Regions from separate parts of the Mus musculus genome. Here region 1 is linked to region 2. A link is a loop called in an ENCODE intact Hi-C map of the cell type or tissue named here. Cell type or tissue: heart. All regions are shown on one strand. Links, peaks and the distances in the headings refer to the core of each region. The heading gives the core; the rest is flanking DNA.

Region 1 (15,972 bases), core at 3,048-11,047, 87 kb after region 2:
CACGCATAAGCAACTGTTGTTTCTAGACTTAATTCCTTACTAAATGCAACTGGGACTCTCTAAAGAAACGGCTTTCTAGAATAGAAACAAGGAAAATTCAGTCTGAGCCTGGACCATCTTATGCCACACAGTATGAAAGTACTCAACAAAAGGATAGGAGAGATTTCATAAGGCCACAAGATCCAGCAATCAAGTATAGGACACCATGAACATGAAAGTAAATAAAAATATTCAGGGATCATAAACTATTAAAGAAAATAGATATCTACCAGTTCACATTGACATAAACAAGACCAAAAAAAAAAAAAAAAGGTGAGAAATCACTGCTTCTACAAAATCCCACCTGGAAAACATAAACAGAATTAGAGGAATTGGGAAAATGATTTTTTGGTGATCATCCTCCAAATATTAGTAGTCTGGAGTACCAAAACTACTAGTATTTATACACAGATGAAAAGTATGTCTCCACATGCCTTTCAATTATAAAGCACAGACAGAGTAGCTTTACGAATTATATCAAAAACAGAGAAACCTGAAAGATACCACTTTAACGGACAAGTAACAGAGTACATCACCAGCAAGTGACATGGCACACTGAGAAAACCATGACAGCAACCTCTATGGTGTACTCCTACCAACATGTGTTACCTGAATCAAATCACAGATGGGATCATCAGAAGATCAGAAATAGAATATTAAGGGTGGTGGTAATGCTTGCCTTTAGTCTGAGCACTCAGGAGGCAGAGGTACTGGCAGAGAGGCAGGTGAATCTCAGAGTTTGATGCCAGCCTGATCCAGGGCAGCCATCATCATACAGAGAAACCCTGTTTCAAAACAACAGCAACAACAACAAAAACAAACAAAAATAATTCATTCTAGAAATAGCAAATTAAGTAGTAATTTTTGGGTCAAATGTTCAAAAAAAGAGTCAGTGTAATAAAATACAGAGGCTCAAGATCTATTCTACATTAAAAGACATTCAGAGACAAGCCAACTTAAGATCTACACAATTTGAACTTTCCTTTTCAAATAATTGGTAAAATCTGGATGGCCACTGATTAGGTATTATCATGGTGATCTTCATGATCTGATTTTGACAAGTACACTGTGATCATGTTAGAAAACAATGACCTTTTTAACAGACACCCACTGAAGTATGTAGGGATAAAAGAGTACCATGTCTGCAAACTTACTCTGAAGCGTCTCAGGAACACAAACACTGAAAATTGCACATGAAAAGTAAGAGGAGTATATTAAACAAATGTGTGCTATATTAATCTTACTTTCAATATGGGTAAACTGGTATATGATATTTTTGAATTATTCTTACATTTTTTATAATTATAAAATATGTCAAAATAAAAAAATGATCAAGGATTCCATTCTGGCAGAAAGTGAAGCCATTGTCCTCACCTCTCCTTTGGCAGTAAGTATGTTACTTTGCTTTTTCATATAAGCCTATCTCCCCCACAGCACTATGAGCCTCCTGCAAAAAGGGGAGGTCAGTCCTCTCTATGACTCTAAAGCCTGGGCAGAACCTGTGCAAAATTATTCACTTTTGATGATGAAATGAAGCCAAGTGTTTATTCGAGTGTCTAAAAGCATCCCTCAACAGTTCGGGTTCCTCATCTTGAACTCCATGCCTTATCAGAACACAAAACTGTATACACACATACTTACACTATTTCATATTAATCAGAAACTGTATACACACATACTTACACTATTTCATATTAATCAGTAACCTCCACTAGTTAAAGTGTCAGCTTAATCTTCTGGTTATATTTCATTCCTAGCAGATCCCTAGCAAGTAGTAAGTGTTCATTAATGTTTGCTTAAAAAATTAAGCCAACTAGGAAATACTATTTATTTCCTAAACTTCTGGACAAAACAGCCAGTGACCTGCTTTCCAGAATTATTAACAATGTAAGAGTATTGTTAATAGTCCCCAAACAACAAATGGTTTTAACCAAAGATTATAAAAACAGTTGTTTCTGGCTAACTAGAGTGGCACAAACATTTGTCCAAACCTGATATATTGTCTTTTCTTCATTTGATTAAAGGTGAGAACCTTTCTAAGCATATTTTAAGTTTGTATTACACTACAGACATAGATTTTCCTGACTGCATTGTGAAGTATAAAGTTTCTAAGCATTCATTTTGCTTAGTACCATGTACTTGGAGTTTGGGTGATAGGGATAAAGAAGAGCCAGCCCTCAGGTTTGGAAATGAGGCAGAACACCTGCTTAGCTGTGTGCAGATGTGTGGCTGTAGGTTACAGCCCTAGTGCCACAAAAAGGAAGGGAGGACAAAGATAGAGGGGCAGAACTGAAATTGCTGTTAAGTCTCACTATCTATAACTGAAGGTGATTAATGATGTAATGGGAATCTCGCAAAAGCAGCACCAAGAAAGTGCAAAAAATAAGCTCAGAATCCAAGAAAAGTGTCATGTGGTGGTGCATGCCTGCAATCCCAGTACTCAAGCGGCTGAGGGAGGACCATGGGTTCAAAAGTGAGATGCTGACCTCAAAAAAAAAAAAAAAAAAAAAAAAAAAAAAGCCCAGAAAAGCCCATAACCCAGAAATCTCTACACTGAAAGATCCAAACGCCTTTGAAGGTACTAATGAAAGTCTATGCTGTGCAGCTGTCAGAAAATGTTGTAGTAGGAAGGGCACACATTTCTATCCATACAAGGAAGGGGCTAACAAAGTCACATGTGTACAAATGAGCAAGCTTGAAGGGGAGGAAGGCAGGAAATCAATACGCCTTTGAAGCTCAGCCTTTCCTAACTATGCCTGCTTCCCTGGGTACCTCGCTCTCTATTCAGAGTCCATTCAATAGTGCTTTATGTTCCAAGGAAATCTGTCAGAGGCATTTCCACCTGTACATTGCAAAATCAGTCCCTTACAACTTCCTCCTTTTGCTGAATCCCCAAGACGCTGCCTATAAATTCAAAGAATTTCAAGCATCAACAGAAACCTCAACCTCCACCCCTAGAACTTAGTTAGGAACATCTGTTGTTTACAAAGGTTCAGACTGAGAGCTGCCAGACTTGTTCTACAACCTCTACTTTGACACCAGAGGCTGCCAGGGAGGGATGTCTGAATTTCATGCAAGGATGCCCTGTTCCAATCGCTTAAGCACAACTAGGTTAATACAGCCCAGCACCCTGCCACTGAACACAATCCTAGTTTGTTTGCTTCATTCTGATCCTGAGTCCTTAACCATGTGCCAAAAATGTTAAGATGCAAACCTGTTCATTGATCCTTTCAGAACGTCAGACCCAAGGGGCAGAGGGTCAGTTAAGTAGAAGAAACAGAAGCTAACAGAATAAAATTATCTTGTTGCAATGAAAAATCCGAACTCTTTTTTTTTCTCAACCTCCTTAAATCTTTCATTAATACTGAGCCATTCCCTCATGATTCTGTATCTCCTCACAGTATGATACTTCATCACAGCACAGGACATAGATATTAAAGTCTTTACTTCAGTTAACATGGGACCAAATTTAATTGAGAACATAATTGTGTTATCTTCTACCTTTCTGTGACTGAACCAAGCACGAGTCCTTTCCTGAATATTCCACTTTTCCTCCCTTCTCAGGAACTATTGGTACCTGCTTTAAATAGGATTCTATTTTTAGATTCATGTGCCTGTGTGGATATGTGCTATTATTCTCTTATAGCCTGTCTGGCTTTCCCCAATCAACAATAAAATAAATAAATAAATAAAGTCTGTATAGCAGAAGCTGTCTTTTCTTCTTATCTTGGTAGCCTTCCCACCTCACAATCAGCTCCCAATCCCAAAGCATGGCTTTTGTCTTTAAAAGAGAACTGGGTCAAAGACAATGCATCTAATTGGCTGTGAGGCTGTGAGTTCTTAAGAATTAAAAGATCCAGAGATGGAGCTACATACTGCTCCCTAGGTTTATTGAAATACTTATAGGAGGAGAGACGACTGTAATTTCCCTGACCCCCTGTACTGCTGTCAAAGGGCATGCTACTGCCTGGGGAATTAAAAGCTTGAAGTGTGGTCTGCTGACCCTTTAGTGTCAGATCCTAGGAAGCATAGGAAGCTCTTGGAAGTCCAGCATCCTCCCAAATGCTCATAAAAGCATGTTTCGCTGTTGACCTGCCCTCTATCATTCTCTGTCCCAGGAGGATGAAATAACACCATTTAAGTACAAGTGTGGAAGCTTCCTGAGATCTGGAAACCAGTAACCATATTCTGCTTCCAGCATAGCTAATTCATTATGGCCAGTGGCCTGCTGGTCTCCATGGAAAGCACTGCAGGAGGCAGAACAGAACAGATCATCTACCTAGTCAGGTCTCACTGCTCTTTGCAGAAAACCCAACAGTTTATTGCTACACTCTTCTGTGATAGTGGTAATTCTATCAGCTAATTTCTACTGAATATCTACTTAGTGCAGATGCTAGCCTAGTACTTCCCATACTATATCCAATCATAAGAACAACTTTTCAAGGTATTAGTCCACACTTCAGAGATGTGGAAACTGAGGCTAAAAGGGATTTAATGACTAGTTCAAAATCACATTGCTATAAGCAGTAGAGATCAAGTTTAGACTCAAATTTACCTGGTTCAAAGCTCAGGGGGCTTTTTTTTTTGTTTTGTTTTTCTACTAAATTGCAAAGCTTCCTGAAAAGCTTGCACCAAAATTGTTTTTCAGTTCCAAACAGTGGTCAACCAACCTGTCTTGCCTACACTCAAGTTATCTTCTGATGACTCCCATTCTCCTCTGTCCTTGTGTAAGGAGCCTTCCCAACACCTTTCATTTTTCATTAGTTCTTTGGGAGTTCCATATGAGCTTCATACACCTTTCAACTCTTCCCAGATCTATTCTATTCCTGTTCTTATCCACCCAACTTGGCATCATTAAAAAAAAAAAAAATCAAGACAATTTGTGCTGTGCTGCCCAAATATTCTTGGATGTAGTAGTCCTCACTAGAGTATGGTTAATTTAATAGGAGCTACACTCAGAGAACACTGTCTCTCCCTCTCCCAGCAGCTAACAACTGCCAATAGCTTCATGGCAAAGGGAGGGATTTTGTGTCCAACTCCCATCTCCATGTTGGGGTTTGGTCTAATTTGGTCTGCACAGGTCTTGTGTATATTGTCACAACTACAGTGAGTTCAGATGTGCAGCTGCCCTGTGTCTAGGAGATGCTGTTTTCTTGTAGTCATCCACTGGCTCTCACATTCTCTCCACTCCTCTTCTGCAGTGCTCCCTGAGCTTCAGAAGGAGGGAGTGCAGAATATATGCTTCACTTAGGACTGAGCACTCTGCAGTCTCTTCTTCTCTTGCCAGATGTTAACACCATCTTTTAAAAAGGACCAACCGTCACCTAAAGTTCTATATGGAATGGGCTAGTGGAAAACATACCAAGGAATTTCCTGTTAATTTCTCAATAAAAAAGTAACTTGAGCCACAGGGAAGGGAAGCCAACCCATGCTTAACACCAGATGCTGCTACATCTGGGCAAAACTTTCCTGGGGGGAAACAAACAATTGCCAAATATGTCCAAGATGAGTGAATGATGTGCAAGTCCCAGGAAGTCAGGAAGTGCTCCTTCTAGCAACTTTATCTTTCCTACTGCTGCCCTCTTAGGTGGTCCCATACTCAAGGAGAATCGGTTTTCTCTGGTTCTCCACTTTTCTCTCACTTGCAACCAGAGCTGTAATGTTCTCTATGGTCAGCAGACTCTGCTTTTCAACCCAATGTCATCTTGTGAGGGTGGCAAATAGCTTTGAACTTGATTTTGAAGGAAGATTCCACTAGCAGAAAAAAGGGAAGTACCTGCAGCAACCTGCACATACATAGGCTAGGCCTAAGACCAAGAACATGGACTCTACAAGAATTTTAATTGTGTACTTATTCTTTTACTGAAGGGAGTACTGAGAGTTGAATATCTAAAAAATTCTATTACTTTATATTTTTTGTGTGTTTGAGTACTTTGCCTACATGTATATATTATGTGTGTGCCTGATGCCCTAGAGGTCAATAGAGGGCATCAGATCCTATGGAACAGGAATCACAGAGGTGGTGAGCTATCATATGGGTGGTAGGAACTGAAGCTGGGACCTCTGGAAGAACAACCAGTGCTCTAGCCTCTACTAGTTCATGAGATCCCAAGGCCAGGCTCTCCTGCGACCTTCCCAAGAGTAACAACTCACAGAAATCAGGTAGGCAGAGTTACTTTGCCTGTGCCCAACCTTCATGTACTGCTAACTTAATGTTACCAAAAATAAAATATTTTTTTATTTTTTATGGTTTTTTTTTGAGGGGGGTAGTCCTAAGTTAAGGTCCCTTTAATTTCTTTGGACATCCTTCTCTAAGAGTCTAGAATATAATTTTAAAACGTCCAACAAATATTTATTAAGGAGAAGGAAAAGATAAGAAAATATTGACAACAGGCTACAAAATAGCATAAGGTCTGTGTAAGAAGCACAGCAGGATAGCCAAGCATGGTGTTTCTCTAAAGCTCCACATGGGGTAGGGGTGGGGGAGAGAAACTACTTCAAATTAAAACAAAGACATTAGTTATTAAAAGCAGGAGATCAAAACCAAATGAGCTGAAAAGTAATTTACAGCAAGCTTGTTGAAAGAAAAGAAGAAAAGAAAAGCCAGCACATTATTAATTAGAATCCTTCAGAATCCTGTGGGGCAATATTAACACAAATTCCACTTAAAGAGACAATCAAAGGCTCAACAACAAATAGGAATACATTTATGCTCTTCAAAGAGCCAAAGAAAATGCCAAAACATCTTCCATAAGAAGGCTTCCTACTGTCACATAAGATTTTATCTCCACTTTTAATCAAACAAGGCTGTAACAATCAGTGGACAGGGAGGCCACATTACTTAGCAGAAGGTAGAATGGAATAATCAGTATAGTTGTCTACAGCTTCTTTCACTGTCTGGGGCAGAGGGATGGGACCATCAGGTCAGATTTTACATGAGTCATGCTGTAAGGGCTGTAATGAGGCTATCTTCACTGAGCCATGTGGGGAAGGACAAAAGGTGAACATGGACAAAGAGCAGAAAGCACAGTCACAGGGTGACAGCGTAATGACTTCCAGAGGAAACATTTTTTTCCAAAAGAAAATGAAAATACGGAGTTCAGCAACATTTGCCCCTAAACGCAGCTACTTAAAACTATAACAAAAATAACCATCCTAACCCAGGATGAATGGCTGAGATGGAGCCAGAGTAAGAGACTGGCCTGGAAAAGGGTGGGATGAATCCATGTGTACTGTCTTCAGCTCTGGCCAACCTGCTCCATCCGAAGTTGAATAAACTCCACATCCCAGAGCGGGATCTATCTGAGCTGCTGCTGGCAGCTGTTCTCCTGGCAGCACAGGCAGACAAATTCATGGCATTACTGGGCCAACAGCTGCTACAGCTCTGGGGGAAGTGACAAGTGCCTGCTGAGAATGAGCTATTCTGGGACCAGTCATAGAGTCAGCAAAATTGAGGCTACAGTTTGCTGGCTGAATGAAGATACAGTATACTTCCTACTCCAAAGTTTAGAAAACCAAAAAGTGCTTTCTCTGCCCCAGCTTGTTTGACTCAGGTGATTCTTGCCTTTACATTCAGCTCAATCTTTCTATTCCCAAGGGCATGACTTTCATTTGGCTCATATTACTACTGTCACCAATGGACTACCCTATATCCCTTCTATGTCCTTTCATCTAGGTTCTTTGTTTCTTTCCTTTTAAAGTGATTTATTTATTTTTATTTTCTCTGCATTGCTGTTTTTGCCTGCATGTTTGTGTGTGGTGTGTGTATGAGGGTGTCAAATCCCTTGGATAGGGTGTTATAGACAGTTGTGAGCTGCCATGTGGGTGCTGGGAATTGAATCTGGGTCCTCTGAAAAAGCAGCCAGCGCCCATAACCACTGAGACATCTCCCCAGCCATAATCATCTAGGTCCTTGCTAAAGCATGGACATAATTCAGTTCCTTGCTCAGAAATTGTCAGTGGTTCCTCTATACTTACAAAACAAAGCCCTAACTCTATAGGCTAGTATTTACAAACCTCTATAATCTGGCTTACCTTTTCCAGATTTACTCAATATTATAGTTCATATAGTTCAGAAAAGCAAATAAGTTATCCATCAGCCATGGTTTTCTTACCTCAGGGCTGATGGTAACACTATTCTCTATCTAAAATGCTTCATTCTCCAATTTCTTCCATTGTGTCAATTATATTAAATATTTAGGAAAGATACACAGCCTTGGCAGTCTTACTTTTCCATTCCTAACCACTGAACTTCTGAAAGTCTCTTTTCCTTGGCCTCAACCAGAACAAATTACTCTTTTATGTGTACTATGTATGATGGGGGGCATTGTTCTTTCACACACTTGTCCTTCCACACACCATGAAACTTAGGCAATGTTATAAACACTGTCCCTCAATGTGACAGACATTTTCCCCTTCTATAGTGATAGAAACTCCTCTTTCTAGGTCACCCAAATTAATAAATATATTGTCTACCCTGCCCCCCCCAACAGTGTAGATAACCATGTGACTGTAGTGTTTGGCTGGATGAGTTAAGGCATGTATGTGCTGCTTCCAGACTATACCTTTAAAGAATAAAGACATGTTTCCCTCTTGCCCTGTTGCTTTTCCCAATGGGGGAAATTTGACATCGTGACAATGAGCTACTTTGGGATATATAGCAATAAACGACACTCTAGGGGTGAGATAAGGAGCCTGACGCTGTCCTGACTGGTTAAAAGAATGTTATGTATAGAAAAATCTGCACCTGTCTTGCATAAGCTAACACTACATAAAGTCTACTATAGCAGCCACATCTATCTTAACCAAACTAGTCATGGCTAAAATGTCTTTTCTGCATCAAAAGAAAGAAAGAAAAAAGTAGGCAAACAAGCAAGCAAGAACAGATCAGAAATGAGAAGGCCATTATTTTTTTTTCATGCTACCTACAAACTGGCAGCACAGTTGCAGGAGCACAGCTGTCTGCAGCAATGCCTGTAGTACACAAACATCTGAGCACACAGAAATGAGGGGGAGATGGGAAAATGAAGATTCCATCCGCAATGTTAAAGTGAGAAGTAGAGGCCCCATCAGCACATTAGTGAGACAAGACAGAAGTTAGCCACTTCTGTGGATTCTTCAGATGCTCACTGGGGTTAGCATCTTATTCTTATTAAGTGCATTTGTCCATACAACTCAGCCAACACCTCTTCTAGTACACTATACCAAGTAAGTGTGCTATTATGTGACCATTTTTGACCTATAAAACCCAGCAATTCAGATGTTCCATTCTGAGAGAAGAAAGCTTTTTGTCTTCAAGCTTTTTTAAAAAAGGATTTATTTCATGTGTGTGTGTGTGTGTGTGTGTGTGTGTGTGTGTGTGTGTGTGTGTGTTGTAATTGAGTACAGTGCTCATAGAGGCCAGAAAAGGGCAACAGATTTCTAGATTGCCTGATAGGGGTCTAAGAACCCAATTTGGATCCTCTCAAGAGCAGCAAGTACTCTTAACCACTAAGCCATCCCCTGCTCTGCTTCTCTCAGAATGCCTTGAGCCCAAGATTATTAGTAAGAAACTGCTGAAATTGACTCAATCAACCACTCCTTCAAACATTTCTAACTCCCTGAGACACCTCCCTCCTGCCTGGGAGGAGGAACTAACTTTCTTACTCATTTCTTTTAGGCACTTTCCTTTCTCCTACCAAAAATGTTTACTGCCTACCAGCATTGGGACGTCTCCTAAACCTTAGGTTTTTATTTAGCTCTTGGTTCTTCTTCTCTCGTCTACATTTACAATATCGTTTACACTACAGATTTCAATAGATATTCCCACTCAAAACCACTTGGCTTGGCAGTACCACATCTCAACTTGGGAACATAAAATCCTTACAATGCCTCAAACTCAACATGCTCAAAGAGAGAGTCACTATTTAAAACACCCATTTCCTCAATGCCTGCATGTTTATAAAAGACACCACAATTATTCTGCTATCCAAGTTAGAGACATCAGATTACTTCTGACCAGTAAGATTCTTTTTATCTAATCAGTTATCAATCTTGTTTAATTTCTCAAATAACTTCTGAATAGTGCAATCATATAAGGCTAAAATATCCACCAAAGGGTCTCTGTTAAAGGCTTGTTTACTGCTGTGGTACTACTAGACAGTAGCGGATTCTTTAGGAGGTAGGACCCAGGAAAAGGAAGTTGCTATACTGGGAGATTGTCCGTGATGGACTGCTAGCCCCATCCTTTCTCTGCTTCTTGACCATCACAAAGGAACATACCTCCCCCACATGCTCTTGTCACATGCCACCACCAACCCCACAAAATAGGATCAAACAACTATGGACTAAGAACCACTGGAACCATGAGGCAAGAAAACTTTTCTCCTCATAGTTTATTTGTCTTAGTTATCTGGTCACAGTAACTGGAAGCTGACTAACACAAACACACGCCTATTGCTCTGTTTTAGATGCTATCCAATTTTACATGCACTACCCCCCAAATTTAATATCCTTCTCTTGGATTTAAATACACGCATACACAGACACAGAAAGATACAAACACACATACAAAGACACACACACACAAATACACACACAAAGATCCCCCCACATACACAGACACAGACATACACACACACACACACAGATACTCACACACACAAATACACACACAGATCCCCCCACATACACACATACACACACACACACACACACATGTACACACACAGATACACACACACACACACACAGACCCCCCCCCCACATACACAGACATACACACACAGACCCCCCACATACACAGACATACACACACAGATACACACAGAGACCCCCCCCAATACACAGACACAGACATACACACACACACAGAGATAAACACACACAGACCCCATACACACACAGACACACACCCACACATAGTTTTGCCCATACTTTTCCTTGGGTCTGTCTCTCAACATAATATCCTCAAAGGTTCATTACCACAGAGCATGTCAAATGTGAAATTCTATGCTTGCTATCAAAGCATTATCCTTTGGGACCCATTCTACTTACTTAACCTTGTTTTTCACGGCTTTTGAAAATATCTCTTTTCTTCTATCTCTATTAAAGCCCCCTTTTCTCTATAGTTTATAGTTCTTTCCCCTGTTAACCAAGTATTCCAAAGCTTATCTTATTCCCAGAGGAACCAGCACAGAACACAGTATCTAGATGGAATTAAAAGGGGGGCTAACAACTGCATTATTACTCTGAATAAGATAAGACAGGAATAAGCTGGAATGCATCAAGCATAAAGTAATGGTCAAAGGAATAGAAATGGCCCCCTTGAAGTCCTTGCACCACTTTCATTACACATTCACAGCACTCACCTCAACGTCAAATTACCTGATTGTAATTTGTTTACTCCCCACCTCCTCATCCTAATTAAAGTGCCATGTGGAAAGGAAATGCTTGCTCTCTGCCATATTTTAAAGCACTAGGAAGGAGTTCAAGGGATGTGCAATAAGGTATTATTTGCATGAATGTGTAAGAAATCTTCCCTTTGGGGATAGCTAGGAAGAGGAAGGGAACTGGTAGGAGTGGCAGGTAACAGAAGAGGGTAGTATGGTAGTATGGTAGTGGTAGGAGTAAATATAACTGAAATACAGTATATACATGCATATACATCATAATGAAACCTACTATTAGCCATATATATGTACAGATGGTAATAAAACACACACACACACACACACACACACACTCACACACATACACACACACACGCACACCCCTCTTCGACCAGTGGCTGACATACAGGAAAGGTATAAAACTCATTAGCTTGGCTCCCCCATGTATTTTAATCTGCTTTAGACAAACAACTGCCACTTAAGAGTAATGTGGAAAAGGAAGAATTCTTGAAGACTTTCAACAACTTTAGAATCAACCTGGATCTAAGTGGTACCCTCTTCTTCCTTGTACCCCAGACCTCACTCTCGAAGTTTCTAAAAGCAATTTTTATGAAGTCCCTACTTAAATTGCTGGTCCTTGGTGCTTCGTGTCTTGGCTAGAAAGCGCTCGGCTAGCTTCTCCAGGTTTCGAGAGTAGTCCATTTCAATCTCAGCCTTCTTGCGGAAGAAGTCCTGCAGGTCCTGCAACAGCTGCACCCGGAGCTCACATTGCTGATCTAGGCATTTCATCTGCTCTGTGAGCTGAGCCCTAATCTCTGCAAGAAAACAGAAGAATGTGGTCAGACAGACAGCTCTAAATATGCACTGTACACACAGATACTTACCTGCCTTCCATTCACTTGTTCCCTATACCCTGGGGTATCAAAGCCCTTAATAAATAGCCTGTGAAACTGGCCCTATTTTATGAGGTACCTCTAAAAATCTCTAACACCTCTTTTTGGACCACCGAAAACTATTTGTAACCAAGAGTCTGTTCAATTAGGTAGACTAAGTTGCATAAGAGACAAAGTAATAGTCAGTGTTAAATATTTACAAAGCAATTTACTCGAGCTAATCCCATCCAGAATTTGGGTTCTTTTCTGGCCAGGAACCCAAATGAGAAATCAGATGAATCATGTTAACCCCATTTTAAAAACTAAATACTGAGTCTTTTTTTTTTTTTTTTTTTTTTTGGTTTTTCGAGACAGAGTTTCTCTGTGTAGCCCTGGCTGTCCTGGAACTCACTCTGTGAGTGCTGGGATTAAAGGCGTGCGCCACCATGCCCAGCTGAATACTGAGTCTTAAAGAGACAAACTGTTAAATCCCAGTAAGCTGGGATTCAAATCTAAGCAAATGACTAGCTTTATTTTTTACGCTTTTCCTCATCATTTCAAAATATTTTTCAGCAACTATGAAGCAGGGTAAGGGACATTATATTTTCATGGAGGTAGAAAGAAGCCTTTCTAAGGTCAAATAGCAGCAACCAAGAACAAAATATTCACCATGACTTCTAGAAAATCACATTTGAGGTCAATTGGTTTCATAGTTTCCGATATCACAGAATGTGAATCTTCAAGAACCTATCTTTAAGTCGGGCGTGGTGGCACATGCCTTTAATCCCAGCACTTAGGAGGCAGAGGCAGGCGGATTTCTGAGTTCGAGGCCAGCCTGGTCTACAAAGTGAGTTCCAGGACAGCCAGGACTATACAGAGAAACCCTGTCTCAAAAAACAAAAAAACAAAACAAACAAACAAACAAAACAAAAAAAGTAAAAAATGAGCCTATTTTTAGAGGTGAAGGAGCAGCAAAAACTAGTGATGATGATGATGATGAAGATAAAGATGATGATAAGCTGCCTTAGATCTTTTCACCTATTTCTCATTTGTTCCACCCTTACCTGCCTCATAGTCTCTTTGTCAGAGGTAGAACTATGTCCAGTTACACTCCTGCTTGGCAGAATTCTACCCAGTTCCTGCACAGGGCTAGCAAAGCTATCACTGTGGAACCACAGCAATGGCAGCTTCAGATGCAACTGGATCTGCCTTGAATACAATACTACATGTTTTACTGATAAGAGACTTGGCAGTCATGGCACACAGCCTGCCAACACTGGGCAGCTTCATTGCCCAGAGTAGGCACACAGTGCATGTCCAGCTTAGTTTACATCCAGTCCCCATTAGCATCAAAATAGAGCAATTATTTTCATCCCCTTTCTCTGCCAGCACACTCACCTCCAAGCAAGCCTCCAATGGAGGTTGAAAGGAAGGATCTATATTATGACACATGCTTTAATTCATTTCCCATAGCACTGGCAGATGGGGAAAGAGAAGTATGAAGTTTTTATCTAAGCCCTAGATGAAATTTTAGTATAAGGGCCATGACGCTGAAATCTTTGTAACCTCCTTTCTTAAAGCAGCGAGGATTGACAAAGGTGCACTGGGTTTTGCCTTAGAATACTTAAAATCCAAAATCTATCCCGACCTTCTTTATTATAAAGCTTCTGTTTCTGTAGGTATCAGTGTACGACAGACACGGCCAGCTCTTTGCAAGTGACCCTAGGTAATCTCCAAAAGCAATCTTCTTCCTCATCTCTTTCCCCTGCCAACCGCGAATGCTGGCCAGCCCTCAAGTAACCCAACCTGAACTGAAACTAAGCACTGCAGGATTGTCTTGAGCAAGCAGAATGCTTCACAGAAAAGCTGCCTACATCATCACTCATCAAAGCTCTCTTGTTCTGTGTATTCTAGAGTCTGATTACAACGGGGTATAGGAGATTGTGTGTGTTTGTGTGTGCACGCGCACGCGTGTGCATGTGCAAGAGATCTACGGAGGTCATGTCAGGAATATGGTTCCTGTGGCATTTTTGGGTTTCTTATGGGTAAAAACCCTTGTTATGATCACTTCCAGAAGCATCTGCCCCCTTTGTACATATATTAATGAAAAGCTAGCAGTAATTGCCAATAGGTAGGAAAATTGAGGGTAGAGAGCATGTGTGGGTCAACAATACTACTTAAAACTTGTCCATTAAATAAGAATCATCTCTTAGAGTAAAACAGCTTTTCAGGAACAAAGACACAAAGGGAAATGGAAGTATACTGAGGCTATCAAGACCCTGTGAGCCATCTATGACTCCCTTAAGACTACATTTCAATAACCTCTCAGCCAGGAATGCAGAAACATTCTAGACTGTTGTGGGAACTATAGACAATGTCCCATGATACTAATGTAATTCAAGAAGTAGGCTGCTCTGAAATTGTACTATCCATAAGATAAATACATCACAGGGGCCACCTGTGAGCTTTATCAATGTGTCTTAGAAGTTCGCCAGCATGAGATTCCTTGCTGAATTGTCAATGAGTAATCAGTGTAGCATGAGCTGTATCTCATCCTTACACCTCCTTCTTTTTTTTTTTTTAAAGATTTATTTATTATTATATGTAAGTACACTGTAGCTGTCTTCAGACATACCAGAAGAGGGAGTCAGATCTTGTTACGGATGGTTGTAAGCCACCATGTGGTTGCCGGGATTTGAACTCTGGACCTTCGGAAGAGCAGTCGGGTGCTCTTACCCACTGAGCCATCTCACCAGCCCTACACCTCCTTCTTGAGCCTTACAGAAAGGGTCTGTATTTACTAAACACATTACATAAAGGGTGTGGACACTACAGCTCATTTAATTATTTCCATTACTAGCTTCTAACATATTTCAGATTAGAAAAACTCAAAGTTACTAGTTTCTAAGGTATTTCAGATGAGAAAAACTGAAGGTTTATTAAATAATATATGAAGAGCCATACAAACAGTACTATCAGGGCTTATGGTGGCGAATGCTTGATGGACGCATAACCCAGATGAAGTTAAGTTAGGTTGGGAGATTCCTTGACTAAGCGAGCCACCATTCCACAGGCTAAGGTCTTGAACAAAATAAAACGAGGAAGCAACCCAAAATTCACTGTTCTCTTTCTTCTGCCTGCAGATACAATGTGAGCAGCTGCTTCCAGCTCCTGCTGCCTTGAGCCAAAAGAACCCCATCTTTCTTTAAATTGCTTTTATCAAAATATTTGGTCACAGCATCAGGAAAAGTAACTAAGACACCGCTGAAGCTAACTTGACCTTTATCTGACTTGTTAAAGAAGTGAGAAGCAGACACTTCATTGACAGTATTTCTGGGTGAATAGTTTTTTAATTTTTTTGGAATCTCAACTTCATCTTCCTGCTGAGTAAGATTCAGGGCCCCAAGATCGAGCTTAGGCTGGGTCACTGATTTATAAGCCATCACATATTTTGAGTAATCCACAAACAGACTGGATCTCTTCTCTATCTCCTAGATCTGTGCTCCATGGCAACTTCAGAGAAAGTCCTTCCCTTCCCTTGTGAGCACATCCTGAAGTGAAGGGGAGAAGTGATATCCCTTTCCCAACCCAGCGGAGACTACTAATAGACACCACCTGTCACTGGTCAGTGATATAGTACCTCTCCCCTACAACATGCCTAGAAGGAAGTCTCTCCCTTGTTATCATCCTCA
Region 2 (15,972 bases), core at 3,627-11,626:
CTTCCTGAGCATCAGTGTTGTTGGTGTGAAGACATGCACTTGCTGTCTGCCGCTTAGCTTGATATCCTGCTCGCCCCAGGGTGCATTTCATCACTCTAGCAGCTGTATCAGTGGTAAGCCTAACCTGCAGAGCCCCCTTGTATAAGCCAGACCCTAAGAAGCTGCACCTTCTATTCTAGGCTTCTTGAAAAGTTGGGAGTTTCGGGGTACTCAGTTGGAGCGGCTGACACCTTGCACATGTAACTACAGATGCCAAGCACAAGATAAGACGTGCCGCCACACTTGCAATAGCAGGTGCAATACGACTGCTGTTGTAATTTCCATTTTGACATCTCATCTGGCTTGTGAGTGACTATGCTTGACTGGATAATTCCTCAAATCTTCAAAACAACTACATAAATTACTAATATCATTACTTTACTTGAGTAATGAAAGAAGGTAGTGTGGTTTGAAGAGATTAATGAAATTGCTCAAAGGTCAAAAGAGACTGATGGAGTCACTATCTGTTGGGCGGCAGGTGTTCTCCACACCCCTACCCCCTTAAAACAACCCATTTCCCAGGGAAGCGCCATAAGAGAGGGAGTTAAAAACTCAAAAACAGGCCCAGGAAGTTTCTAAAACTGGCCAGATCCAGAAGGCCCTTTTCCCAAGAGTAAACAGTATAGACTACTGAGTCACTTCAGACAAGCCCAACTGCTACAAAGAAGCAGGGGACAGCCATGCAGCGTGAAAAGAACCAGAGACCAGCTGAGCTGCCTGAAAGAGGTTCAGACTAAGAAAGGATACTCTTCAACCCATTGAGCTGCCCACAGGCTATGCAGTGTTCCCCAGGTACCCAGCTTTTGAGAGCTTTTGGGATGGAGATGTCTTTGAGTCACTCCTGCTCTTATAGGCAAGTCCCCCAAACCTCACTGGTTCACAAGTAGGACATTGGTGGTATCCCTGTTATGGTCTGTCATAGTTCTCTATCTGGAGTAAGCAGTTGTGTGATGTGTCTTTCCAGGAATATCTTGACACATAATAGTATCCAAACATGCGGTTTGACAGAATGGTATGTGCTCTGAAGCATTATTATAAAATGTTCCATCTACTACATTCAAGAGCCAAAGAGAAGCAGAACAGACTTTCATAGTAGTCATTCTTTTTACATTAACAGCAACCCAGAAGGCTTTAGACTATGTTAGCACAGAGTCTCTCATCTGATTCTCATACTAATTCTACCCATATTTGAGGAAGATGCAGTAGTTCTTTATTGGAGACAAGACAATCCTACGAGAGGGAGAGCACCACTGCAGGCTAGTAGGTGGTAATGGAGGTGAGGGTCCTTTCTCTACCCTCCTCTACAGCCATGCTTGAGGATCTGAGTCTGCCTTGGCTATCTCCTGATGCACTGGTTCATATGATGGTGTTTAACTTAAAAGTGAATGGGAAGGTCTCTCAGAGCATGATCCATAAGTCATAGAAAGACAAGGCTTTGCTCCAATGAATAAACATTTTAATAATAATAGTTCTGTCTTTTATTGTACACTAACTAAAAAAAGAAAAAGAACTGTAACCAAGCCCTTGATTTTTATGACTATTACCATTTCATTAATGATAAATATAAAGTGAAAAGTTCTGAATTCTCTTACTCTACATCTTTTTGTGCAGTATGAGGTTTTAACTAAGAGCTTGCTCCCTTCTTTCCCATTTAAAATAAAGGGAAATTTGCTTTTCTGGGAGATGGCCTCAGAACCTCTTATGCTTGCCCATGTGGCCCCATGGGTAACTTATAAATCCCCATGGCACCATTTTCATATAGCTCAATCACAGAAGGGTTACCCCTCTGCTGTCTTCCTATCCAGAGACCATCTCATTGACTATTCTGATAATTCATGATGCTTAGTGCCAGATAGTAGAAACTTAATAAATGTGAAGAAAGAATAAATGGTGAACAATCTCATTCTCTTCTGTATAGACTGCTCCTTGCGATTATAAACCCAGCCTCTACTCTAAATAAAACAAACCAGAAACAAGTGCCATGCTAAGTCATTTCTGCTGCCTTATTTAAGGCCTGTTCTCAGATCCTTTATGCCTTTGCATGAGAACATCTGCATGAAAATAGGCTCTCTTGTCACCTTTCTCTTTCCATCTGTTCCAGCTGTCAGCTCACTTGCTGTCAGCCTTCCCTGGATGATATCCTAATCCCCATCCAATGCCTAGTTGCAGGTTTGGAATCATACTTAGGACCCAGAGTGGAAAAGCTTCTAGGAAATATCCATGTCCTGAAAGGCCTGTCTTTGGAAGATTATCCCAGAAGTCTCAAGGGTTTCCTAAAGAAGAAAATCCAAGAAGCTATAACCTCTAACTCAGACCAGAATGCTCAGTATACAGCCAAAATTCTGAAAGGGAATGGATTAAAAATTCCTTTACCTCACTCACGTTTCTATTCTCTACTCCCAACCCCAAGTTCATGTTCACAGCTCACTGGGTAACTTCAGCTGTCACTTGGTGAACCATGAAAACAAGTAACAATCTGATAAAGAAGTATGAAGTTACCTTTTCAGGTTCCATTAATCTAAAGGACCAAACTGCAGCAAGATATGCTCTGAATCCCTAATATAAGGGTAGGAAGAACAACTTCAGGTTTGGCATCTAGGTGAGAAGGCAAAAAGATCCCAGAGTCTGCAGACATACTATCCATCACTTCCTTATCTTACCCAGAAGTCAGGACAGACATGCTGGGGATAAATAATCCTGTCTTGATCAGGGGAGTGGAGGTTGAAGGGTTCAGTTGCTGCTGAACAGACAAGGAGCTTAGAGAGCTGAAGCTGGGGGGGGGGGGGGAATAAGTAGCCCTTTGGTGATTTAGCATAATATCAAGATTATATATAAAATCAGACCACACACACACACACACACACACACACACACTGTAATATACCAGACCACAGCTCTAAGTCTAGCAGCTTGCCTGATGGACAAAAGCCTGCCTTCTCTCCTATTGTCTTACCCAAATCTACCCCTAAGAATTCAGATAGTTTGACTTTGTTATTTTCAATCCCTTCCTCATTCTACTTCCCACTTGAGAGCTCCATACTTGGGGCTAGAGAGATGGCTCAGCAGTTAAGAGCACTTACTGCTCTTGCAGAAGACCTGGGCTCAGTTTCCAGCATGCACATGATGGCTCACAAGGTAAAGTTTTAGGGTTCCAGTGCTCTCTTCTGACCTTTAAAGCAATTGCATGCAGACAAAAACTCACACATAAACAAAAATAAATCTGAAAAAAAAGTTTTGTTTTAAGGTTTTTTGTTTTTGTTTTTTTAAAAGAACCCCATACTCCATTTTTTCAAAAAAATGTTTAGGAGACTCCAGCTTCCTAGGGCTTCGATGATTCTTGGCTAACCAGAGCAGAGAAATGGCTAAAAGGGGATGATGCGAATATACAATGGAATTCTGTCCAGCCATTGGAAAATGATTTCTGTGAGATATGGGACAACTCTTTTTAGACTAACATGAATAATATTCAGAATAAGTGATGACAGCCTAGTGGGGACAGTGAGAGTGGCATACTTGCTTGTCACACTTTATTTCTTATCATTTTGCTTTGTGGGGATGAAGAAGGAACTCACAATGTCACACAAGCTAGGCAGGCACTCTTAACTTCTGAGCTACATTCCCAGCCCCGTTTTTTACAATTCCAGTGTAATTGATTGTATTAAGGGCACTCGCTGATAGATCACCAATTGCCTATGCATAGAAAACCTCTGAAAGGACTAAATATACCAGTTTTAATCCATGGCTACAGGGAGGGAAAGTAGGTGTCAGGGGTAGGTAAGGCATGTGTACCTCCTTTTAGTTTCCTTTTGATACATTTTAGTCTTTTTAAAAGGGTGTAACAACAATGAAAAGAGGTAGACACTGGGGGATGATGTACTATATAAGTTGAGTGACAGCCAAAAAGACAAGGAGGTCAGAAAACAAGTCCCTTCTTATAATAAGGGAGGAGAGTTGCTGAGTCTTTCCTTTTAGCTCCTCAGCAGGGGACAGAGGGAAAGCCCGTGCCAGCAAGTGACTTGAGCTCTGGGTTCAGCTCTTGATGAAGGCCTTATTCAAGCTATCCATCCGCTGCACGTTTTTTTCCTTTTTCTTTTTCCCCAAAGCTTTCAAATGAGAAGGCTGGGTTAAATGATAATTAAAAGATGCTTCAAGTTTAAAATTCTATAATTTTCCACAGACTATTGCAAACAACTGATCTTTGTAAGACATACTTCAAATTTCTAATTGATGTCTCATGGACAGATTAATCTGATGACAGTAGCAAGCAGTCATAAAACTATCCAAAAGCCCACGTGGTCACTAGACATACTAGCTATGAGTCAAGCCATGATGAAGGATATCTTCACCACTTTCCAAGAGCAGGGAACTTCTAGCATATGCTGCTTTGATATTTTTTTCCTTCACTGTTTGACAAGCATAGGCAAGCCCTCTGTTTTAATATGGAGACCAGAATGTCCATTTCACTACTACTACCACCAAAAATGCCTTGCTACCAGGACATAAATTACGTGACACATATCATATCCATTCACAAAAAGTAATGAATTCTTGCAAATCTGTAACAAAGCCCAAACTCATTGCTGTTAGTTAAAGCAATGTGCCCAATTTTTGACAAGGAGCACCATGGCTAACAAATTCAGGAATGGGTTGTAGAACCCCAATGTATTGAGGTAAAAGGGGAACAGGTAGGTAGGATTTTAGAAGTCACAAGTTAGGGTAAAGTTATTTCTTTCTTAAAAATGATTTATTTTGAATTATGTGTCTATGTGTGGGCATGTGCATGTGAGTGCTGGTGCCCACAGAGGCCAGGAGAACTGGATCTCCTAGAGTTGGAGCTATAGGCAGTTATGAGCCTGCAGACATGCGTGTTGGGAGTCAAACTCACATCCTCTGCAAGAGTACTATATAAGCTCTTAAACGTGCTGAAGCATCTCAGCAGCCTTCTTGTTTTGGAACAAATGTCAACTTCTGAATATGTATGTTATAGATTTATTCAAAGAAGAAAATAATTCTGAGAAAGATTTGGTTAAGTATAGATTTTTCATATCCAAAATTTCTTGCCTTCTTCTCTTTTGTTGTTGAGTGTGTGTGCATGCATGCATATATGCCAGAGGTCTGTGTTAGTCACAGTATCTCCTTCAATTGCTTTCTAGTTTATTTTCTGAGGCAAGGACTCTCACTGAACCTGGAGCTTTCTAATCATTAGACTGGCTGGTTAGCAAGACCCAGGGATCTCCTTGTTTCTACTCCCCAGCTCTGAGATTACAAGTGTCTATGTTTCTTTTGCATGGGTTACTGGGATTCAAACTTAGGTCTTCGTGTTTGTGTGGCGTGCACTTTACTGACTAAGCCATCTCCCCAACCCTAAGCCCTAAAATTTCTTAACTTGAGGAATTCTCAAGTTTAAATTTAAAATACAAATATAAAATTTACATATGTAATATATATAAATCTAAAATTTTAAAAAATATATTTTAAAAATGGAATACAATAAGACTAGGTCACTGATATTTAATCAGCTCAGAAAGAGTTGCCAAAAATTTCTATTATTAGAAGATAATATAGTTTGGAAAGGAGGACAGTGATAGCCCCCATTGGAGTCAAGAAGCTACACATATTAAAATTAAAAGTCAGCTTGTGTAAAGCTTCCCCCAGCACCATTCGTCCTTGTTGCTGACGCACATCCACGCACTTACACACTGTACCTTTCTTATTTAGAAACACAGGAAGTCAGAATTAAAGCTCTCCCTGTATGCCTATGCCCTCATTCTCTCCTTTCTCCTCAACTTTAAGCAGTCCCAACTTGCAGCATAGAATCTGGCATACAGTAAATACACGATAAATGATTAGTGAATAACTTAATGGTTGATGCATGGATTAATAATGATGATGGTAAAATGAGTAGCAGTTACTGAGTGCCGTGAACTAGGCTATGTGTCACTCCATCCTCTGTATAGATTTGCACATGCTTAGAAGATGTAGTATAGACTGGAGACAGAGCTGTACTTCTTTCCCAGCACATAAAAGTTCTACCAAGAAACAAACAACTGCATCCCAAGCAATTTGAAAATATAATTAAATGACTTAAGTTTATAATGCAATATATACAACATCTCATTTTTGTAAATATAATTTTAAATACATGCCTCATATGAATTTATTTTCTTCTTTCTGCTTCTAAGTTTTACATAATGACCATGTTTTAAAATGTTTTTCTTTATATAACAAAAAATTTTGAGTTGTTTTAGAACAATATTCTTAAATCATATTCTTTTAAAAGTCTTCTTTGGGATTTAAAACTACAAAAACACCAAGGATTTGGAGTTTAACTAAGTGAAACAGATTTACAAAAACACCAATCAATCATGTTAGGGCTCTTAAAGAAAAAAGGAGAGTGCACAAAGAAAAAAATTAAACAAATTGTCCCAGCTGGAAGACAAATCTAATTTGCTCCATGCTGAGTGTGCTTCATGACTGGAAGACAATTGACGTCCTTTCATTTGCTCAGTGTGGATTGTCAATGGCCATGTGGTATCTTACAACTGAAAAGTCAGTTTTTCTTTTCTTGGTCATCATAAGATAAGGAAATAAATTTTGGTACAGGCAAAAGTCAGACTTGGCAAGTTCAAAACAATTTAATTATTAAACAAAAGATCAGCTAACAGCTTTTTAAAAACTATTAACTAGCTAGGCGTGGTGGCACACGCCTTTAATCCCAGCATTCGGGAGGCAGAAGCAGGTGGATTTCTGAGTTCAAAGCCAGCCTGGTCTACAGAGTGAGTTCCAGGACAGCCAGGGCTACACAGAGAAACCCTGTCTTGAAAAACCAAACCAAACCAAACAAACAAACACAAACAAACAAAAACTATTAACTTTTGTACACACAGACACACATAGATACACATCTACTCATCTAAAAGGAGATCTGAGAGAAATGAATAAAATATACTGCTCTAGAATTCTCTACAAACCCACCAAGTTGCTCATTTAAGTCTCTTTAACTTTCACCAATAATTAGAAAAAATAACTTCCTAATAATGGAACTTATATGATAATGTATTCAAATCACTTAGGAGAGACTTTAAATTTCTTAAAACAATATACATATTGGCAAAGATATTTGAATATAGTTCTCAAAAACCAATAAACTTAATTCCCTTGCCATGATCTCTTGTGAGTGAGAGGGCTTCTATACTAGCTGGTTAAAAGTTTCCCTGATTTTTTTCTAAGTGATTTCTTTAGGAGCATCCCTTTCTTTGAGGGCCCCAGAAGACACATAGAACTTGTAGATGTTTTTGCTTTAAGTGTCAAGGTGGTGTCCAAGTATGCCAGGCTCAAATCTTGTGCATTTAAAGCTTGCTTTTCAGACAGTTGGCAAAAACTCTTGATTCCAAAGCTCCTGTGGGCGTCAGTGTCTACTGATGTTCTTATAAGGCCAAAGAGTGCCCTTACCGTGAAATAAAACTGTTCCGTCTCTTGCTGGTTCGCTCTCCTCTTAGCAATGCTGGGCTTGCTCATGAATGTTTCAGAGACAGTTGATTTGACAGACTCCATGGAATTGCTATACTGGAAGCAGTCAGATACATCAAAATCCTCAACAGTCACAATGTCTTGAATGGTCTGCAGGGTGGCCTCCATTGTCTTTTTCACCTATAACCATAATGGCCAAAATAATCATGAGAAGCAGGCTTTAAAATGGCAGGTGATAGAGCAACTAGGAGGAGCTTGAGAGGAGGAATGTCTCTCTTCCCAAGAGAGGGGTAGGAAGGAAGGATGCCAGCAGATCACAGCTGCACTTCTCACTGAACAGTACTGAGTGATTGAGTGATGAACATCACAGGAACCCAGTTTCAGCTCACTGCTCTCTCCAGCAAACACCTAAACTCCACTCTTTCTCTGCTGTGTACCTTTTATGTAATGTTTACTTTCTTCAAAGAGACTTATCGTATGTGTAGATGTTTTGCCTGCATGTGAGTGTGTCATGTGATGCCTGGTTCCTGTGGAGGCCAGAAGAGGGGGTTGGAGTTGCTGGAATTAAAGGTAGGGATGGCTGTGAGCCACCATGCAGGTGCTGAAGCCAAGCCTGCGTCCTCTGCAAGAGCAACCAGTGTTTTTAACCTATTTCTTTATTATAATGAAAGTGCAAAGGGAAACAGAATAACATAATTGCAAAACAGTATTTCCAACATACTGGAGCTGATGAAAATATGTGATAGATCCTGTCCTTCAATGTTCCTGGCACTGTTTCGTGACCTTCAATCAATGAATGGGTTTGCTTTCCTATTTGCAAACTAAGTGACCCAACCCTACTTCTTAGTAAAATTAAGACTTACTAAAATACAAGAAAAAGCCATCTGAGCTCAATGGAAACCTGGATTACCTTTTTAAACTGGATTGTTTTTAAACTTTTAAAAATTGCCTTTTTAAACTGGATATTAAAAGAAAATATTCTGTGTTTAGAAAAAAAAAAGTCACCCTCCTGTAAGAGGAGAGAGATGTCTGAAGTGTCAAAGTCAAAAGGTTTCTTTTTGAAAATGCTGGAAAAAGCCAGTCATGAGTGGGTCATTTCAGAGACTTGATATTGTTCCCACAGTGGCCAAGTGCCACTTTGATTAAATGTGTAGTGGGGAGGGGCATTTTGTAAAAGCCTAAAATAGAGCACAACCTTTGGCAATGTACGAACAACTTCCTGAATTTCAAGGGCAGGATGTAGCAGCAGGGAAAGCGCTAGCCTCTATTTGGCCAGGAAATCTCTGCAATAGCCTGGACATTCTCTGCATGCTCCTTCTACTTGCCCCTGATGGACAGCCATAAGTAGTTCAACAAGGAAACAGTGGCTCCGAGCTTCCTAGGAAGGAAACACACCTCTTCATTCTCAATCTTCAAAGTGGATAAGCGAGACTGCAGCTGTTGGCATCTCTGCACCAGCTCACTCTGGACAGGCTGCTGGGCACAGAGTTGAGAGGCCTGTCAGAAAAAGCAACAGAAGGTCAGGAAGAGGACATATATCTTTTGAGGACTCCAGAGTTCTCACTACTGCTCAAAACAATTTACATTGTATTGCATCCCAACTACTGGAAGGCTTGCAGTTTCTATGAGCAAAAAAAAAAAAAAAAAAAGTATGCATGTGAACTTCTAGACCAAAGGATATGTGAAAGGGGAGGAGAATCTATTTGGAAAGACTGTTTCTCTCTTTGTAACTCAAAGGCAGGCAGGTGGTTGGCAGGGTAGGTCTAGCAGCAGCTGCTGATTCAGGGAATTCTGAGGAGGCTAGACAAGAGTGTTTCAAGAAGCCCTTGGTTCAGAAACCCAACACTTTGGCACAGTGAAGTTCCTGCCAAAGGTCCAAGTGGTCACCTCTCTGGCTCTTCCCTCCTCCCACTTCATACACTAGAGTTAAAAAGCAGGAGAGAAGTGGGCCAAGAAGCTAACTTGCTGCTGCTGGCAGCATGTATGTTTATAAATCTGGGTCATGCACGAGAGCTTTGAGCCAATGGGAAAGAGTTTATGTGAATTTGGGAGCAAGTTCATAAGCTCAAGTTAGAGAGCCCCAGAGGGCATGAGATCTGACAGGAGGAACTTGATATCTTTAAATAGCCATCATTGTATCCCACTAGGTGTGAGATCCCCTGTACCCCCATCCCCAATTAACCAACTCTATCTTCTGTGAAGGAACAGCTGACGTAGAGTCTATAGATAAAGGTGAGGCTATGGTATGAGGTAATCCGATCTCCTGGATGACGGATGACAGGCAGAAGGCTAGGAAGTGAAGGATAGGACCCATGTGGAGGAAGTGCCTGTCACTTTATTATCAAGTGTCCTTTAGCTCTTACCAGAAGAGACATATGGATAGAATTTGGCTCTGTTATCCTCAGCAAAGACTGAGTATATTCATATATTTGTAAACCACTCTCTTACTCAAAAAAAAATAAAACTTCTCTTTAAATGGAGGAGACTGGAAATTGACCTTTTTCCCCTTTGGTATTTAAGATTCCAACTGATTTGATCTCTTCTTCATCTGAGAGGCTTGTTCAAGATTTGGAGCTGATTTCACTATGGCTTTTAGAAGTAGACATAATGGAGAAAGCTTGTTGGCCAGATGGGTTACTGCCAAGAATGAAATTTCTGTTTCTGGCCCTGATGTCACCAGTTGTGCATCCAGTGCCCTCAAACCTCTGGGTGCACCAAGAGTTGAAACAGGCACCAAGTCCTAGTGCATCCAAGAGCAGCTGCCATCTGCCATATCTGCAGTCCGAGAACACCAGTGTAGCTAATTCCAGAGCTTCCATTAAAATGCTACCTGAACTTTGGCCCCATTTAAAGGACTTCCAGGCAGCTCCTTTCTTCTGCCTACAAATATCCCACAATGAGGCAGAATGCCTGTTAGCAGGATGCAAGAATAACTTGACATCTCATCTCTAAGCCAGAATGGGAAATTCTGGCCCCTTTTCTGGCCAAGCCATGAATCAGCTGTATCACATACTGGGCAAAAGAATGAACTATTATTTTTTAAAGTCACCCTGGCCTAGAATGGAAGAATTAGAGAAAAAAAAATGTCTCCAATCCTGTTTCTTTAAGGAGCAGCAAAGCTGCTGATGCATGCTTTGTCAGTGATCTCTAGCCAGGATGCAAGGTAATGCACTCCATCTGTGCTTTAGAGTATGGAAATGTGGTTCTGACTGGGCAAGGAGGGGGACTGAGTACCCATCATTTGGATTCCCATTTATGGAGACATGCTGTTTGGCTCAGAAGAGAACTCAGATAACACCAGAAAATCAACCAATCCACTCAGATAGTCCCAAGTTCCATTTATTCAGAGGAAGGAATCTCAATGGCAGCTGGAGAATGGGTTTAGAAGACAACTATAAACAGAAATCAAAGCAGGTGAGGAATGGGGCTTCCTGGAGGTTGGTGATGCCCCCTCCTAACTGTAACACGATGCTGTCTTAGTTTTCCATCGGTCTAGATGCTGACATCTACTCAGCCACAGCAATGGAAACAAACTGTAATGGGTTAGGTTTTCCCCAAGAAGAAGAGGAGAGAAACCACTTCATATTTTATATATAAAACAGAGAAGTACCACTCCACTGTGGTCAGTCTATGACAGTAAACTGTCTGATTAGCATACTATTGATTATCAGGCTAGAGCAAGGTTTCTAAAGAGTCTAGATTCTAATCCAGGCAAGCACTACTCCTGGCAAGAGTACCTTGCAGATTTGTGGTGTCCTCTCATCTACTCCTTGTGGTCTCACTAACTACTGTGGGGAGCTGAGGTAGCTTTTGAGAGAGTCTAAAAGAGTGGATGAAGTCCTGAATGAATGTGTATTGTTGACAAGGGCATGGTCATGTCAAGGACCAATGCCATACTCTCCATCCAAGCTAGCAGAACCTACCCGACCCCAGCTTTTCTGTACATGTGCCTGCTTTTCTTCATTCCCTGGTCACCCCAGTCAGGTCTCTAGGACACAGCTACTTGGGACAGGGTGGAATATTCTCTGGGAGAACCATCCACCCTACAGCTCAGGACAGCTGGATTAGATGGAACATGAACCTAGGCTCAAGGATAAGCATATCAGTTAAAATCAAAGAGATATACTACAGGGTCTGAAAGAATAGAACAGTTTATCTGACAGGAAACACCCTCTCCTTCAGATGTAATAAAACTATATACAACTCTAGTGTGGGGTATTGGGCTACACACAGACAGTCTGGTTTCCAGTCGAGTTGAGGTCTGAACCCTAGGACCAGGTGGTGATAATTCACCTACATGGGACGGAAGGAGTTCTCTCATATCTCCTGGACTCAAGGCTCCTGTCGAAGTTACCATCCCCTCAGACCCCACAGAAGAAGCATGGTTAGTAGTCTCATAGGCAATGTCTCAGTCCCAAGCTTCTGACCTTCAGGCTAAACTCCTCCCCAGTTACCTAGCAACAGTAAAGATAACAGCATACCATAAGAGGGGCTGTTTGGCCCCTCCTCACTCTCTTGCTTTCTTGCTCTTACTCCCCTTACTCTTACTCTCTCCTTGTCCTCTCCTCTCCTCTCCTTTCCTCTCACTCTCTTCTTCTTCCTCTCTAGCCTTTCTTCTCTCTCTCATTTTCCCCCTTCTCTCCTCTTGGCCATGGCTGGTCTCTCTCTCTCTCTCTCTCTCTCTCTCTCTCTCTCTCTCTCTCTCTCTCTCTCTTTTACCTTCTCTCCTTTCTCCCTGCCTTTCTACAATAAAACTCTAAAACCACCGGACTGTCTCTGTTCATCAAGGCCTGCTGCGCTTACTCTCACCTGTGTGGGAACCTCTCTCCCTCTACCCTCTCCCTCACCCCCTCCCCTTGTTCATCCCCAGTCCAGTGGGGCCAGTGGGTTAGATGCCCACCCGGGGCCAAGTGGAAAGCATCTGGCAGCCCTCCCACGTCTGCCTGTCCAGAGCATAGGAGGAACTATGGCCAGACGTGGGCTATCCTCCCTCCCTCCTCTTTCCTCACACCCCCTTTTAGTTCCCACACTCTAGTACATTCAAGTCCCTTTGGGGGAAATGTACAATATAGGGAATGGCCTTACCATATCTCCCATGTGGGGCTGGAATTCAAATTTCATAGGGGGGCAAAAAACATTGTTGTACATCTCCATGAGCCGTTGCTTGTCACTGGTGGCATCTAGGTTTTCTACTGCATTTTCAATAGCATCCAGACCTTCATGTTTTGACTGTTCCAGATTTAATTCAGCAGATAGGAAAGTGCGTAGAGCCCGGTTCAGGCTAGCATGGTAGCCTAGGTCACAACATTGCTGTGGGAAGGAGAAGGCACATAAGCACACCACAGACATCTCAAGGTCTGACAAGAAGGGAAGTGGTCTTGGGGTAGATCTGACCATATCAAGGTGACTGACTGTAACAGGAAGGAAGCTGAGATTACAATGTCAAAACCTGGGTAAGATTCCTTAGTTCTTGCTCCCTAGTTCACTGGTTAGCACACCATGCAGGGCACTAAGGTGGTTAGACAGAAGAAGATTCATAAAAAACAATGATAAGAGTTAACCAAATGATGTTTCATAAAAATGAGAATGTCCACAAGTTAGAGAATTCCGTTCTGTTTTCTGGTTTGTCTGGGGAATGCCATAACAACAAAATTCAACAACAATAATAATACTGCCTGCTATGATTCTCTGAGGGTTCCTGTGGTTAGAAGTCACTACATAGCAAGCTTTCCAGGCCAATGGAGCAGCCAGGAGTCAAAAATCTGGAGTGCTGTACCAGCAGTAAATTCACATATACTCAACTCTAGGTAGGTGGGAGAAGGAGAGAACAGAAGGTTGGTTGAGTCATGACATTAACTTTCAGTGATCTGGGACAAGCCTGAGCTGAAGAAAGCTAAACCACAAAGTCCTAAATATAAGTGTAACTGGGAAGATTCTTATCATGCTTTTGATTTTCAACAACAAAAATGAAAAGAAGAAAATGAAAGAGGCAATTGTAGGGGTTGGGGAATGTAGGTCAACTGGAAAGGGGTGTGTCTAGCATGCATGGAGACTTAGGTTTGATTCCCCCAGCACTGTGTAAACGGACTGTGGGGAAGCAGACTGGTAATCTCAGGCACTCAGGAGGGAAAATTAAGAGGATCAGAAGTTCAAGGTCAACCTCAGCTGCATAATCAATTCAAAGCCAGCCTCTGTTTTTAAACAAACAAACAAACAAACAAACAAACAAACAAACAAACAACAAAAACCAGGGCTAGAGGAGTAGCTCAATTAGTAAAGTCCTTGTGGTGCAAATATAAGGAATTACGATTGATCACAAGCCTATGGGTCAGGTGTCTGTAATCCTAGCACTGAAGAGGTCGAGAAAGGGGCTTGATGGTTAGCTGGCTAAGATAAACTTTTGAGAATCCTGTCTGAAAAAACAAGTTCAGGGCTTGAGAGATTGCTGTGGTTAAGAGTTCTTATTCCCCTTGCAAAAGACCTGCGTTTGGCTCCTTGCACCCATGCCTGAAGCTCATAACCGCTCGTAACTCCAGATCCAGGAAATCTAACACTCTCTTCTGGACTTGCATGGGCACCTGTACTCTTGTGCATATTCATTTTACACACACACACACACACACACACACACACACACACACACACACACACACAAACAAACAAAACAAAACAAAATAGTAGAGGCAGAATCAAGCAACCCTGGAAAAGCTACTCCTATCCCATCCTCACACCTGTGTCCTCAACAGTTCAGTGAACAAATGTGACCAGTCCAGTGGTTGTCAAGCTGTAGCTCACAGCTCTAAGTTCAATGTTAGCGCCCAGGTTATCCCTCAGAAGGGGATAGGCGGTGACCCAGTTAGGAGGTCTTGGAGCCTTTTTATATTTACCTCAACGAAAACAACTCTGCTCATTTTTCCATTCAATAAACTGGGCTTCTATGTGTGATGTGGTTTGAAGAATAAGTTCTTAAGAAAAAGTCTAGGAAAAACCCCTTTGGATTAAATGTAATCCCCAGCGCTCTTTTCAGCAAAGGCATTCTGTAATACTATGACAATATTCCCTACCCCTCCAATAAAGACCCCGAGATCCAAATTCCATGGCCATCAATTATCACCTCTATTATTTACACAGCTTTGATGTCCAGAGCCTGAGAGGAAATGTCAGAGAAAAATCTCTGGATAGAGTAAGGCCATCTGCCTGATTGTAATTTCACTGCATAAATAAGCATCAAATTAATTTCCTCAGCCTTTCCCTCTCATCATGATCACTTCAGGAACAGCCTCTATTGGGGAAGAAAAAACCATGTGACAGGCCGCCTCCTTCCAGGCATCTGACACAAAGCTTGCAATGGAGTGCACATTGAGCTGAGCTCTGGATTCAGTGCCAACAGACTCTGGCAGGTGCCTGGCTTCAGTGGGGTAACAGCAGTGACAGCATAACTGTAGCCAGAGGATAGGAAAACACTAAATTCAGTCGGAAGAAGAGCAAACAGAATCTAGACAAAGGCGGCTGATTGGGAGGCTGCACGTGCAGGGTCCCTTCCTCCTCTAGGAGATGCTCTTAAACTAATTGATCAGTCTGCCTTTGAACCTGTAAATCTTCTTGCCTATCTCTAAGATGTCCTACAGTTCTTAAGATGAGCTCTCTACTTATCAGTGTAGTAAACAAAGGTAACACTGCCAACAGAGTGTGTGGGAGACTGAGACGAATTAGGGAGAGGCAGGGTGCTCCTCAGAAATCTTTATATATTTTTGAAACTTTACTTTCTTCTATCTCTATCTTAATCCATACCTTATTTTATAACAGTGTGGTCTGTCAGAGAATATGGCTTTTAGCATGCTCCTATTGAAGTGCCAAAAATACTCATCTCTAGTTAAGCTAAAATTCACCTTCAGGTTGTACTTGTAAAGAATGCTACTGTTTGTTAAGGATGTCCACTACATGCTAGACAGTGAACAGTTATGTATATTCTACATCTTAATCCTCATAATCACCCCCACCCCCCAAAGTCTATATTATCTTAGTTTTCCACACAAGGAAGAAAAAAGCTCAATGAAGTTAGCAAAGTTAAATGGGCAAACAAACACATAAAACACCTAAACTGTAATTTGCATGCAGTCCATCTACTCAGCATCACTTCCCTTCATGCCCCCAGTTAGCCTCTGCTGAATTCCAGTGCCGTACTCTCTGCAGAGGACAGAGTGTTGAAAAAGCATAGGCCTCTAACCTAGAAAGCTAGTTTATCCCTCTGGCCTGAAAAAGGGGAAAATACCAGCTTTGTTGCTGGTTATGTGCTAAACAGATAATACACTTCACACATATCTGGTACTGTGTAGACTTGAAGCTAACACCAATCACAAGCATCCTCCAATCTACTGACCTCTACCTTTCAGCTTCTCACATTTCTTTTCCTGAAATATTACCCTTCACTTTCACCTGCTGGAATTGGACTCACTCTTTAAG

The links. A loop is a pair of places that touch in the nucleus more often than their neighbours do. Peaks named below come from ENCODE experiments on the same cell type or tissue, not always from the same donor. Only the 100,000 strongest peaks of a DNase experiment are listed, where the experiment ranks them.
Region 1: it touches region 2 in a loop (2.0-fold over the local background); 4 of 42 quality-filtered maps call a loop at or near these places.

What each region holds. Positions count from the first base shown.
Region 1 is chr1:131,424,645-131,440,616 of GRCm38, forward strand. It overlaps Srgap2 (SLIT-ROBO Rho GTPase activating protein 2), which reads right to left. Exons shown (of 23, transcript NM_001081011.2): 3 at 12,031-12,223. Among named protein-coding and RNA genes, the nearest start is that of Srgap2, 95 kb to the right of the region's middle. In heart, for the core only: no CTCF peak of the experiment used is centred there; a DNase peak (open chromatin) is centred at 7,397; H3K4me3 peaks cover 446 bases; H3K27ac peaks cover 1,490 bases.
Region 2 is chr1:131,336,858-131,352,829 of GRCm38, forward strand. It overlaps Srgap2 (SLIT-ROBO Rho GTPase activating protein 2), which reads right to left. Exons shown (of 23, transcript NM_001081011.2): 8 at 12,595-12,819; 9 at 8,905-9,006; 10 at 7,492-7,689. All of the region lies in intron 1 of Gm51644 (a long non-coding RNA gene), which reads left to right. Among named protein-coding and RNA genes, the nearest start is that of Ikbke, 65 kb to the left of the region's middle. In heart, for the core only: a CTCF peak has its summit at 8,052 (motif pointing right); DNase peaks (open chromatin) are centred at 8,804 and 10,234; H3K27ac peaks cover 385 bases.